Linked DNA regions of Homo sapiens: regions 1 and 3 are each linked to region 2. Evidence: chromatin contacts called from ENCODE Hi-C or POLR2A ChIA-PET data. All regions are on one chromosome and are shown on one strand. Each heading gives the region's core, a stretch centred on a gene start or an enhancer-like site at or near the end of the contact. The rest is flanking DNA. Distances are from core to core; before and after follow the strand shown. Region 1 holds the start of MAT2A (methionine adenosyltransferase 2A). Region 2 holds the start of CHMP3 (charged multivesicular body protein 3). Region 3 holds the start of SH2D6 (SH2 domain containing 6).

The links. A loop is a pair of places that touch in the nucleus more often than their neighbours do. ChIA-PET counts read pairs that join two places held with the same protein, here RNA polymerase II (POLR2A). Pooled maps may share reads with other maps.
Region 1: a map with no recorded cell type shows a loop between it and region 2 (20-fold over the local background). The contact joins the promoter of MAT2A here to the promoter of CHMP3 in region 2. A Hi-C loop is called at or near these places in 3 of 37 single-sample maps with no recorded cell type and 9 of 50 pooled maps.
Region 3: a loop to region 2 is called in a map of CD14-positive monocyte, with 6 times the contacts of the local background. The contact joins the promoter of SH2D6 here to the promoter of CHMP3 in region 2. A Hi-C loop is called at or near these places in 1 of 168 maps with a recorded cell type or tissue (CD14-positive monocyte) and 4 of 50 pooled maps. POLR2A ChIA-PET finds 5 or more read pairs at or near these places in 1 of 52 experiments (activated CD8-positive, alpha-beta memory T cell).

The regions. Positions count from the first base shown.
Region 1 is chr2:85,536,758-85,540,717 of GRCh38, forward strand. It overlaps MAT2A (methionine adenosyltransferase 2A), which reads left to right and starts at 2,411. Exons shown (of 9, transcript NM_005911.6): 1 at 2,411-2,621. The coding sequence starts at 2,531. PARTICL (promoter of MAT2A antisense radiation-induced circulating long non-coding RNA) reads right to left here and starts at 2,129. Exons shown (of 1, transcript NR_038942.1): 1 at 710-2,129. RefSeq lists enhancers at 1,329-1,418, 1,819-2,028, 2,099-2,188 and silencers at 2,219-2,488, 2,669-2,998.
Region 2 is chr2:86,561,789-86,566,152 of GRCh38, forward strand. It overlaps CHMP3 (charged multivesicular body protein 3), which reads right to left and starts at 1,655. Exons shown (of 6, transcript NM_016079.4): 1 at 1,516-1,655. The coding sequence starts at 1,560. All of the region lies in intron 3 of RNF103-CHMP3 (RNF103-CHMP3 readthrough), which reads right to left. It overlaps CHMP3-AS1 (CHMP3 and RNF103 antisense RNA 1), which reads left to right and starts at 282. Exons shown (of 6, transcript NR_183901.1): 1 at 282-459; 2 at 1,058-1,132; 3 at 1,480-1,611; 4 at 1,900-1,994; 5 at 2,189-2,352. RefSeq lists enhancers at 1,081-1,250, 1,261-1,360, 1,518-1,812, 1,971-2,030.
Region 3 is chr2:85,416,556-85,420,719 of GRCh38, forward strand. SH2D6 (SH2 domain containing 6) reads left to right here and starts at 2,159. Exons shown (of 24, transcript NM_001394463.1): 1 at 2,159-2,375; 2 at 2,474-2,689. It overlaps LOC105374841 (a long non-coding RNA gene), which reads left to right. Exons shown (of 3, transcript XR_940316.3): 3 at 1-406. It also overlaps a transcript of CAPG not described here. RefSeq lists enhancers at 1,500-1,609, 1,606-2,141, 1,620-1,779, 4,008-4,157.

The DNA.
Region 1 (3,960 bases), core at 1,161-3,660, 1.0 Mb before region 2:
GTGCTCATAAATATTTGTGGAAGGGAGGAAGGGACAATACGAATAATATAAAATAAATGAAAATGTGTCCTCCTTTGTTTTGATACTATGAAATTAATAAAATTAACTGCTACTAACTAAAAAATCCAAGTAGAACACAGAAAGGAGAGTGTGGCACAAGGTAAGGTTGCAGAAGTAGCAGCCAAATCACACTGGGGCCTTGAGTATGTAGAGATTTTAGTCCGTATCCCGACAGCAATTGAAAGCCACTGAAAAGTAATTCACAGCAAATATAGTTAATTTTTTTACAGCTTACATTAAAACAAATTATGTACTAGATACTGTGCTAAAGACTCTACTTGCACTATTTGAATCCTTGAAACAATCCTATGATGTACTATTAATATTCCAATTTTACAGAACGAGGATACTGATGCATAGAGAGGTCGTGACTCCAAACCCCTACTCTTACTGTATTACACCTACACACTATTCACAAGTGAGAGAAGTAGGTAAGCAACTATGTACAGCTAAATCTCATCTCCTTGGCAGGCCTAGCCCCACTGTGGAGTTGGTAGCACAGGGGTATCAGGATTTAATGAGCCAATCATTGACTTTACGCTCCTTGTTCTGACTCCCTAATAAAATAACCTTCTAGTTATATTCTGGCTTCCCATATAGATTTTTCTGCTGGGAGATAATGCACTGACCAGCCTACACACGCATTTTGTTCCAGTTGACAATTTTATTACACATTGTAAGTTAATAAATTGGCATTCTCCTTTAAAAAATAACAAAAAAATTTAATAGTCTTATACAGTTACTTTCCCATGAAGGGTTAGCTTGAAAAGTAAAAAGCAACGAATAAAAATATCATCACCTATTGTCTCTTTTGTGGTCGAACCTTTTCTTGCTGCCTGCTTTGAGCGACCGTGGATGTGGTCACTGAGTCTGGGGAGGAGCCCTTTATCTTCTTTGTGGATGCCCCCAGCACAGCCCAAGTGCTTCCTTTGTTTCCCACTGAGCCTTTAGCAAATCCCACCTTTCCTCCTGCACCGACGGAGAGGATTGTTCTTGGGAATGCACCTTGTTCTACTGCCGCCAGCAGTAGGCAGCTGGAGACTGTTACTAGGGGTCTCCTTCACCTCCCCAGCGTAAAGTACATCCCATGCTAGGAGCAGGCCGTTCCCTGAGAACCTCATTAAACCCGGCGTTCTTGTCACGCGCTCCGCTCAGGGCCACCAGGCCACCAGCCCGACCAGACCTGCACCGAGGCCCAGCCCCAGAACAGGCTGCAGAGACCCCCGCCCCCAAGGCGGGCTCCCTCCAAACGGGACTCCATACTCCTTGCTGGCTCAAGTTTTGTTTCGCTCTTTTTCCCTGTAATTCCTTTATTGGGCAAAACTGGGACAAACGCAGGTGGACATTTTAAAGTGAAAGCTTCATGAAACAGCCCATTCCACGCCGTCAAGAGATCTGCTTAAGCACATTCAAGGGAACGAATAGCCCCCACCCACCAAAAAAGAAATGTTCGTTCCATATTCTCCTGAACAGAGGATTGAAACATCGATTCCCCCCCCCTTCAAAGGAACAGGAAGGCCACGGGGCAAGGACGGACTTGGGAGCGGCCTCCTTTCTCTCTGGAGGGAAAGGCTGGAGCGCTGCCTCCACTTTTAAGTCCACGAACCACGAAGGGTGAGGATCCCTCAGAAACTTTAGCGCAGGGGAGCGGGCAGGAGGGCGATTGTTTAAATCGATGGCAGCACCTTCATTAATCTGCTTTCCGGCCATCTTCAGCAGAGCCATTCACCAGGAAACGACTAGAAGGTGGGCCTGCGCCCCTCAGATATCCCGGGGCCGGCAACGAGCCGGGCAGGGACGCCGAAGGAAGGCCGTGAGGAGCCCTCGCTGGCCGGCCAAGATGGCCACCTTCACATGGCCGACCGCCACCGGCTCCCTGCCACCCGGCATCTAGAGGCGGGACGGCCAGAAAGACCCCAGCCGCAGCACAAAACCTCCGCGATTCCCGCCGCCTCCGCTGGGGGACGCGACCTCCGGGAAAGCTATCCCGGCCAACGGTCGGAAGGGAGGTGCCATGTCACCGCACAGGGGAGCGGGTCCAGCAAGCCCCAGTCGCTTTTTCTCCCACATCAAACAAGGAAGAGCAATCCCCCACGTCTCCTCGCGTCTGCATTTTTCTCCTAGCTCTAGCGGCTCAAGATAGCTGAACGGTCTCTGGAGGGCCGGATTGCCACGGCACCTCCCGCGGCCGCGCAGTGTGGTTCAGCCCGGACTCCGCGGGGCGAGCTGCCCTTCCTCCCCCGACCCCCGCGCAAGTGGTGCATTGGCGCGCGGCGCCGAGGGGCGGGGCCCGAGCCGGGCGCGCGCGGGCGCTGCTCTATAAATACCGGGCCGCACCGCCCGCTGCTTCGTTCGCTCCGCGCCGCCCGCCTGCTACGAGTAGAACGCTGTCCGCAGCTTGCGCATTTCGCAGCCGCTGCCGCCTCGCCGCTGCTCCTTCGTAAGGCCACTTCCGCACACCGACACCAACATGAACGGACAGCTCAACGGCTTCCACGAGGCGTTCATCGAGGAGGGCACATTCCTTTTCACCTCAGAGTCGGTCGGGGAAGGCCACCCAGGTGAGGGGACGGCCTGAAGCGAAGCGTGGGGCGGGGCAGAAGGCAGCGCCAAGGTCCGGCTGGCTGCGGCCGGCCGGTGGTGGGGCCCGCGCGGGTCGTCCTCGTCCGCCGGGTGATGGAAGAGCGGCGACCGCGCGCTTTCCTCGTGGCGCCGCCAGGGCCTGGCGCGTGGCCGCCGCTCCTCTTCCCCCTCCCCTCTCCACCCTTCCCTTCCCCCCTCCCTTTTCATTCGGTCGCGCGCCTAGGCATGCGGAAGGTTCCAGAAAACGTGAAGGGCGGGGGCTGTGGTCGCTAGTGAGTTCTGGCCGGGAAGGGAGGGCACTGTTAACCCCTCCCGGCCCTGCCGTCTGACAAACCTGGAGTGGGCGACCCGCCCCGCGTGCTCGCGTCCGGCCCTCGGGAGCGCGCGCCCCGCATTGCAGCGGCGACCACGTGTTTGCCGCATGTGGTATCTGGGCGAGGGGGAGCCGTGAGCCTCCCCGGCTGTCCTGGCCCTCAGTTTGAGGGGTGGGGGGCCTATGCCTTGGGACGTCGTCTGGCTCCACTGCCTCAGTGGTTAGGTCTTGACTACACACTGGAGAATACGCACATGCCCTTCGGCGGATATGGCCTTGCCTCCAAGGTGACGGCCTCTGACTAAATATAGCTCATGTCCAAGAAGGCAGTCCTTATTTGGACCCCTTGTGAAAAGGATGGGAAGCATGAATTAGGAGCTGCCATTGCTTTGGGTTCGCATTTAAAGTCTTCGGTGCAGGGTTTTACTTGAGGCTTTGTCCGCTCAACCGCCATTATGGGGATCAATTGGCACGTGAAGGAGGAGTAAAGCTATATTTCCAGGAACTGAAAATCTCAGCCTGAGCATATCGGCTAGTAAAGATGATTATTTGGCTCTTTTGGCTGTTTCTGCCCTTAGGATGACCGCAGTAGTTATCTATCTGGTGGCTTTAGGGTCTGGTCAGTTTACTGTGCCCATGATGAAATCCCACAAGTAACTTAGTGGTATGAGAGGACAAACCCAGGATCTTGATGAGTGCTGAAGGTTAGCTGTTACACCAGTTAGTAGTAGACCGAAGTTCAGAGCCTGCAGTCTGGCTTCCACATTATGTTTGGATTCTGTTTTAGGCGGTTATAGAAAATTCAGAAAAACGAACTTGAATTAGGGAGATATTTGTTCTCCCTCCTAACAATAGATGACAAAGCAGGGAGACATGGATTCGGAATACGTTTGAGCATCTTCTACACTGTTGAGCTTTTGTTTCCTGCGCAACTCCTAACAGCAAAATCAGATAATTGCCATTTTAGTCAGAAAATGCTTTTCATTTAATTGTTTAATCGAATT
Region 2 (4,364 bases), core at 405-2,904:
TGTACAATATACTAGAGTAGTATAGTAGTACATATACTAGAGACTAGTTTAAACAATAAAGCAACCATTTCCCCAGCATCTTTTTTGCTTCTCCATAATCTTATCTCAATTTACGAATGGCAATGCCAAGGCCAAACACTGAAGACAACAAATAATCTCTCCCTACCACACTTCTACAATAACAAGAATCTTAGAATATACAGATGTCACAAAATGTGCATCTATATAATGTTCTATAGTTTCCAAAGTGATGTTATACCGTTATTTCATTTAAGCGCCACAATTTTTATTTTACCAAGGAGCAAAACTGAGTAAGTTTCCTGACGAAAATAATGAGTGTCTACTGTTCTAGGGCCTTTAACAACAACAACAACAAATTTACATTAACGCACATTATGTGCCAGGAATTGCAAGATGCATAAGATTAGTTTTTAAAATGTGCCTGCTAGAGCTGAACAGGTAAGATCATTTATTAAAGGATTTCAGGATTTTTTTTTTCCATTATGGACAAGCCTAGGTGTTGCAGAGCAGTGCTTCTCAAAGCACTGATGTGCACACTAATCATTAGGGAGCTTGTCAGAATTCAAAATCTGACTCAGTGGGTCTGGAGTGGTGTCCGAGATTTAACAAGCTCCCAGGTGATGTTGATGCTGCTGGTTGGCATTTGAGTAGCAAAGCTGTGCCGTATTTAAAGAATTAGCCCTAACTACCAATATGAAAACTTTACATCCCTGAATCTTCAATTACTCTGAGGTGACACTACTATTATTCTGGCTTCACAGTCGAGAAGGCACTGAGAAGTGAACTTTCCAGAGATCACAGAGCTGAGATGTGGGAAGGCAGGATTCAAACTTAGGTTGACTGACTGCAGGGCATTTTCAACTGTTTGCCTCCCAATATTATCTCAATTAATAGGTAACGAGAGTTCGAAGCCGGGTCCAGAGCTATCTTCTGTAACATTCTTCTGGGTCGAGTCCCTGCCCCGCTACGGTATGTGCCTAGGGTCAACACAAGGGCTGGGGAAAGAGGAAACTGAGCCTCTTTTTCAACACAACAGGGAGGACGGAGAACAGACGGCTCCTCCGGCAGACGCGACCCGGCCCGCTCCAAACAACGCTTCGGGCAGGAGAAGGTTCTCCGGGTGGTCCGCAGCCGGGCTGGAGGGGTGGGGCCTACGCTGGGAAAAGGTTCCGGGCGGGTCGTACCAACGCGCGCAGGGGGAAGAGGTTTCCGAGGCCAGGACGGTGTCGCTGCCTACGCGCTCAGTGGCGAGGTGGAGAAACTCTTCATCCACCCTCGGCTACCTGTTCGAGAGCCATGGCACCAGGAGCTCTCGCGTCCCACAGCCGACTCCTAAAGACTCTTCCTCCGGCCCCCCTGTCGAGTGGGAGTCCCCGGAAATGGGGGCCGGGCGGTATCGGGCAGGCGGTGGGGAGAAGAGTGTCCTGTCATTTACCAACTTCACTACGCCCCACACAGATCCACCCGCTTATCTGCCGCCGCCGTAGCCCTTACCAGTTCTTTGGGCGGCTTCTCCTGGGTCTTTCCAAACAGCCCCATGACGAACTGAACCCGTCTTGCCCCTTCCGGCTTTCAGTTCCCCGCGCCCAGGCAGGTCACGGGCAGCCGCCTGGGCGGGGCCCGCGGAAAAGGAGGTAGTCCCAACCCCCAGAGTAGGGAGCGGCGGCACTAGGGGATGTTGCGCATGCGCCATACGCCTGCGCAGAATCGAGTGAGTGGGAGACTAGTCAAAAAGGCTGACGTCATCGCACATGTTCTGGTCATGTCTGTGTGGGGGAGACCACGGATTCGGTGCTTTTCGTAAGGTGTAGAAATGATTGCTCTGAAAGATACGAATTTGTTGGCTACAACTGCTTCTAATACTTCACCTAAACCTAGATGTTGCACCAGAAGTCTGGATCTCCACGCAGACGTGTACACTTAGCATCACTTTCCCGACAGCTTCATCTTTGTGTCCAGTAGGCAACTCACAGGTGACAAACCAAAAATAACCTCTTTTTCCTCCCGCCAACCCACTCCTCCCCTCTGCTTGCACCACCATCACCTGGTCACTAAACCCTAGGCATCGTCCTCTCTCCCCTCTTACCAAGTCCCAACCATTCTAACTTCAATATGTCTGAACTTCAACCCTCCCCTTTCCATCCCAACTGCGGTCGTTTTTTTTCAGGCCATCGCCCTTTCCAGCGTGGGCGATTCCTGCCTAGCATTTGTCCATGTGTGTCCCGTCCTACACGCCACACTGACCGTGAGCTTAATCACACTCTCAAAGGAATCTGACTAAAGAGAACTAGACACATTTTAGCACGGACAGTTCCTGATTAGGCCTATACGGTGAGCTGATGGTTACTGTCATTAACTCATCCGAGGATGGTGAAGGGGACCATTTGTTACCTCAGCCCCATACTCCTGTCTCTGGTGGAATCATAAAATGGTTCGGCAGCTTTGAAAACATTTTGACAATTTCTTAAAATGCTAAACAAAGCCAGCCTTCCATTCCTAGCTATTTACCCAAGAGGGAAAAAAGCATATGTTCTTACAAAGACTTGTACACAAATGTTCATAGCAGCTCTATTTGTAATAGCCATAAACTGGAAACAATCCAAATGTCTATCAACAAGTGAATGGATAAACCAGTCGTGATTGATCCATACGAAGGAATAGTACTGAGCAATAAAAAAGTAAACTATTGATAAATGCAACAGCATGGATGAATCTCAAAATAATTCTGCCAAGTGAAAGAAGCCAGAACCGTATGATTCCATTTACATAACATTCTGGAAAATGCAAACTAATACATAGTGACAGAGAGTACATGGGCGGTTGCTAGCGGATAGGAGTGGGGTCAGAAAGAGGCAGAAAAGAGGGATTACAAAGAGACACGAAGTTTAGGGGGATGATGGATAATATCTTGATTGTGATGATGGTTTCACAGATGTATACAATATCAAAACTTACCAGGTTGGACACTAAGTATGTGCGATTTATTTTATGTCCAATCATACTTCAATAAAGTTGTTTTTAAAAAAGCACTGCCTGTTCATTGTGAAAAGTTAAACCCTCATTCTCACTTCCTCAGGGGAAAAGGTCTCAAAGGATTCACACCAACTATTAAATATAGTGTGAATCTTCTGAAACCTTTTCCTTTGGAAAATATACTTTTATTTTTATTTATGTATTTGTTTTTGAGACCGGGTATCACTTTGTCACCCAGGCTGGAGTGCAGTGGCAGGATCTTGCCTCACTGCAGCCTCTACCTCCCAGATTCAAGTGATCCTCCCACCTTAGCCTCCTGAGTAGCTGGGTGTCAGCCACCACGCCCACTGTGTTTTTAATTTTTCTGTAGAGACAAGGGTTAGCCATGTTGCCCAGGCGGGTCTCAAACTCCTGGGCTCAAGCGATCCTCCCACCTCAGCCTCTCAAAGTGTTGGGATTACAGGTGTTAGCCACCTTGCCCGGGCCTATTTTTACTTAGTTGAGATTATATTATATACATTGAGCCACCTCTCCCAGCCCTATTTTTATTTAATTGATATTATGTTATATACGTTGTCCTACAATTTCCTTTTAAACACATTTTATGTAGACTTTCATCAGTGTCAATACCTATGGCAGTCCATAGCAAGAATGTACCATAATTTATTTAACCATTTCCCTATTATATAAGATTGTTTCTAGTTTTTCCCTAGTAAATAATCCTGCAAATATAGGCACAGTTAAAAATTTTAAACTTAATACCAGTATCTTCCATATACATTGCACTATTGTGAACTCCTACCAATAGTGTATACCAGCACTCTTATTCCCTAAATCCATGCTAAAAGTGAATTTTAGCAATATTTAAAATTTTTGCCAATCTAAGGGCATAAAATATTGTTTTTAACTTTAATTTCCCGGACTATTAGTCTGGATAAGCATCTTTTCATATATTTGTTGGTCATTTGAATTTCTTCTGTGACTTGCTTCTTCATAACCCTTGTTCATTTTCCATTTATCTCCCTCCTTCCCTTCCTTATTTCCTTTCTTCCTTCCATTTTAAAGGTGAAGGAGTTCCTTGAAAATGTGGAATTTTTTTAAGTCTCTTTCACCTTTTTTTGAGAATAAACTATAAGCATTTTTTTCAAGTAGGAGGATACTGGATCGCCAATTAGTCAACAGTATTTCTCAAATGCCTACTATATGTCAGGCATTTTATAGGCTTCAGGAAAATGGCAGTGAGCAGAAAAAAATCTCCTACAATCTGATGAGAAGGACAATAGTATTAAACAATGGTTATAGACGAAATTGTATTACTACAAATGTGCAAAATTCTGACTATAAGAAGAAAGTGCTGATCAGTGACTCTT
Region 3 (4,164 bases), core at 909-3,408, 1.1 Mb before region 2:
AGCTGGAGTGCAATGGCACAATCTCAGCTCACTGCAACCTTCCCCCCCGCCGGTTCAAGTGATTCTCCTGCCTCAGCCTCCCGAATATCTGGGACTACAGGCGCACGCCACTATGCCAGCTAATTTTTTTGTATTTTTAGTAGAGACAGGGTTTCATCATTTCGGCCAGGCTAGTCTCGAACTCCTGACCTCAGGTGATCTGCCTGCCTCGGCCTCCCAAAGTGTTGGGATTACAGGTGTGAGCCACCTCACCGGCCCCAAATATTTATTTGAAGACATTGATTCAGGATGCTTCTAGCCATTAAATTTGATTTGCAAATGAATTTTTCTGGATCACCTCACAGGCCCTGGGGAATGGCCAGGGGTCTGGGTGGCCATATTTTCCGAATAAAGCTCAAAACCAAAACTTTGGTTTTGCCTTTTCTTAAATCACTGCTAGGTGCTCAGGGGCAACCAGAACAGTGACATGCTGGAATTCCTTGTGACTTCTTGGGAAAGTGGGACTGTCCAGTACAGCATGAGTGGCCTGGGGAGGGCACCAGGTGCCTGGGATGGGGGGACTAGTCCCCCAGAAGACAAGTTTACCCCTGTACAGCCAGCGTCACACTGGGTACTCAACACCATAACAGCTAACACTATTGTGTGCTGCCACTATATGCCAGGTGCTATCCTTGATATGATTTTCTCATTTAATCCTTGCATTTACTCTCTAACATGGATCCTCTTATTATCCTCCTTTGACAGATGAGGAAACAGAGATAAAGAGAGATAAAGTAGGTCAAAATCACTTGTTCTAGGTCCCACTTAGTAAGCGGCAGAGGATAGATGGGAGCCATGTAGTGGGAGTCCATGCCCTCCCCACTATCACCGCATGCTAGTGCCAGTTGTGAGTCCTTTCACATGCAAACAGCTATCTCAGCTCTTTTTTTTTTTTTTTTTTTTTTTGAGACAGAGTCTGGCTCTGTTGCCCAGGCTGGAGTGCAGTGGCACCATCTCGGCTCACTGCAAACTCCGCCTCCTGAGTTCAAGCAATTCTCCTGCCTCAGCCTCCCGAGTAGCTGGGATTACAGGCACGTGCCACCACGCCCGGGTAATTTTTTCTATTTTTAGTAGAGATGGGGTTTCGACATGTTGGCCAGGCTGGTCTTGAACCCCTGACCTCAGGTGATCTGCTTGCCTCAGCCTCCCAAAATGCTAGGATTACAGGCGTGAGCCACTGCGCCCGGCCATACCCTCCCTTTTGAGGTGAGGCTCTTGAAGGCCCAGACCTTTCCTCCAGTGCTTTGAGGTCTGATCCTGATGATAATAACACCTCACTCATAACCTGGACTTCACAGTTTACAAAACACCCCTCCTCCTCACCCCCTCCCAAACTCGGTTTATTTTTGTCGTTAAAGCAGAGTTGTAGGCCAGGGTGGACCATAGGTTTTCTTGGTCACGAGAGACTTCCTCCCTCCCTGGGCTCCCCTCTGTAGTGGTGCCAAATAAAAATCTGATCAGTCAAGCCTGTAAGGTAACTAGCGCTAATGTGCAGAGCCAGTCCTGGGCAGGCCTGTTCATTATTTTGCACACTCTTACACCGAAAGGGCCCAGGACCCTCGCCTGACCCAGCCTTGCCTGCCAGGCCTGGGCTGGGTCTCCCAGCCCAAATTCTCACAAGAGGGCCGACTCCGGCCAGAGCGCGCCCCTCTTTGTGCCTCGGTTTGCCCACCTAGAGGTCAGTCCCGCAGGCGTGGCGGGTACATCTCAGGGTCGGCAGAAAGTGCCACCGGGAGCCCAGCCGGAGTTGAGGGCCTCGCGCCGGGCCCACTGTCCAGATCCAGGGCTCACGAGAAAAACGAGGACGCAGGAGAGCCACACGCCAGGACGCGTGTAAGGCCCCAACCCGGCCCCAGCCTGGGCCCTAGACCCCTAAGAACTACAAATCCCAGCAGGCAGTGGGCCGCGGGGCGGGGTCTCGGAAGCTGCGGCCTGTGGTGCCTTTGCTGAGCCCAGGTCCGGAGGGCCCTCGGGGACGGGAGCACCACAACAGACCCCCGGACACACTTACACACACAGTCTCACAAACACACAGTCACACACGCACACACACACACGCGCGCGCGCGCGCCTTTTGGCCCCTCCCCTACAAACTACAAATCCCGGCAGGCAGCGGGCCGTTGGGCGGGGCCTTGGGTGCTGATCCGGACGCAAAGATTGCGCCAGCCAGGGTGGGATCCCGGTAGCTAGGTGGGGGCTACCCTGCTGGGGAAGAGATGGCCTTCTCTCCTCGCAAACCCAGCTCCCCACCCCTGCACGCGCCCCTCTGCCCTGGAGTCGCTGGTCCGAGCCCTCCTTCTCTGCGAACCTGAGCCCCGCCCTGCCCTCCCTACGAGGTTGGGGCCGTGGGAGATGAAGATGGTGGGTGGGGGGTTGGGCCCACAGCCTGCTAAGCAGGCAGAGTGGCCTCCTGAACCCTTCCTCCATCGCCTAGAGCAAACTCCCATTCCTGGAAGGAGGAGCAGCCCAGACCCTGAGACTGGACTAGGTCTGTTAGGGTCCCTGTGTGGCCGGCAGGACTCGTGGTGAAGCCCGGGGAAGGCCTGGGTCCTCCAGGTCAGGGATGTAGGTCCCAGGGTGTGCAGGCCGCGGTATCTGACCATCGTCGGCGCCCTGCGCCCAGGCATCAATTTTACATGGCAGAGTCAAGGTGAGGTTAGGAGGCTGCCAGGAGGTAATAACCAGGGCGCTCGCATTCAGCATCCTCTCTCTCAAAGCACTCTCCTCACACCTCAGGGTCAAATGTCAGAGCTCTTGTCCTAACTTCCCAGGTTGCCCAAGGAGCTTCTGAGGCGCTACAGAAGGGACTTACCCAGACCCTTCAGTGCAAGCCAGGAACTCAGGGTCCGGCCTGCTCGGTAGGATGAGCTGTGCTGAGGCCCTACTTCATCCACCCTTCTGGGCCAGGGCAGCCTCTTTCCAGAGGCCTCTTCTCAGCTGATTTCTGGCTCCCAAGCGGGAGACTCAGGTTACACCTGTATCGGGAGCAGTGACACCACAGTGGCCAGCAACACATTGGACTTTCTGTCTCCAACTCCATTTTCAGCTTTTACACTTCCTGATCTGGGCATATACTGCTACATACTGGATCATCAAGGAAGGAGGAAAATACCTAGTCAATGAAGGTTTAGCCATGACCTTGTAAGTCAGTGAGATTTCATTCTTGTGTGGTTAGTTCGAGGCGAGCTACTTCCTAGAAATATTTCATTTGATCTCTAAACACCTAGAAACAGCTCCAAAAGGGATATTCAAAGTAGATTGCCCAGATTCTCTTGATAGCAGATGTGGGGTTCATATTAACTGGTCGCGTGGTCTCTAAGCATGCCTATTTCTGCCTGGGAAGTTCTCAAAGGTTTGGTTTTCTGAGTGTTTCTGTTAAAACAATCAGCCTTTTGTTGAGTAGCCCTTTTGCCCCTAGAGAGGAGAGATAGGTACCATAGAAACTTGGAGACAGCTATTGACTCAGTCCCTGGACTCTTTAATAAGAGCCCGTTCTGTTTTGTTTGTTTGTTTGTTTGTTTGTTTCCTGAGACAGAGTCTCGCTCTGTCTCCCAGGCTGGAGTGCAGTGGCGCAATCTCGGTCCACTGCAACCTCTGCCTCCCGGGCTTAAGCGGTTCTCCTGCCTCAGCCTGCCTCAGCCTCAGTAGCTGGGATTATGGGATCACAGGCGCACACTACCACGCCTGGCTAATTTTCGTATTTTTAGTAGAGACGGGGTTTCACCATGTTGGCCAGGCTGGTCTCGAACTCCTGACCTCAGGTGATCAGCCCACCTTGGCCTCCCAAAGTGCCGGGATTACAGGCATGAGCCACCGTGCCCGGACTGAGCCCATTCTCTTATTATTAGAAATCTTATTATCAGAATGTGAGCTTCTGCATTCCAGGGCTTCGCACCAGACCCTCAAGTCAGTAATGACCCTTGGGACATGCAGTGTGCCAAAAGCTGTTGAATGCCCATTCCTGCTCCCTGAAGATCCAACCAGCAATCAGCAGGGTGCAGTTAAAGTCACAGAGCAGTGTTGTTAGGTCATTACAGGGAATGTGGCTAAGGAAGGGCAAAGCCCAGCAAAACTTGTCCTAACTTCCCACGTTCTTTCGCTCTGCGGGCCTTGCCTTCATTTACC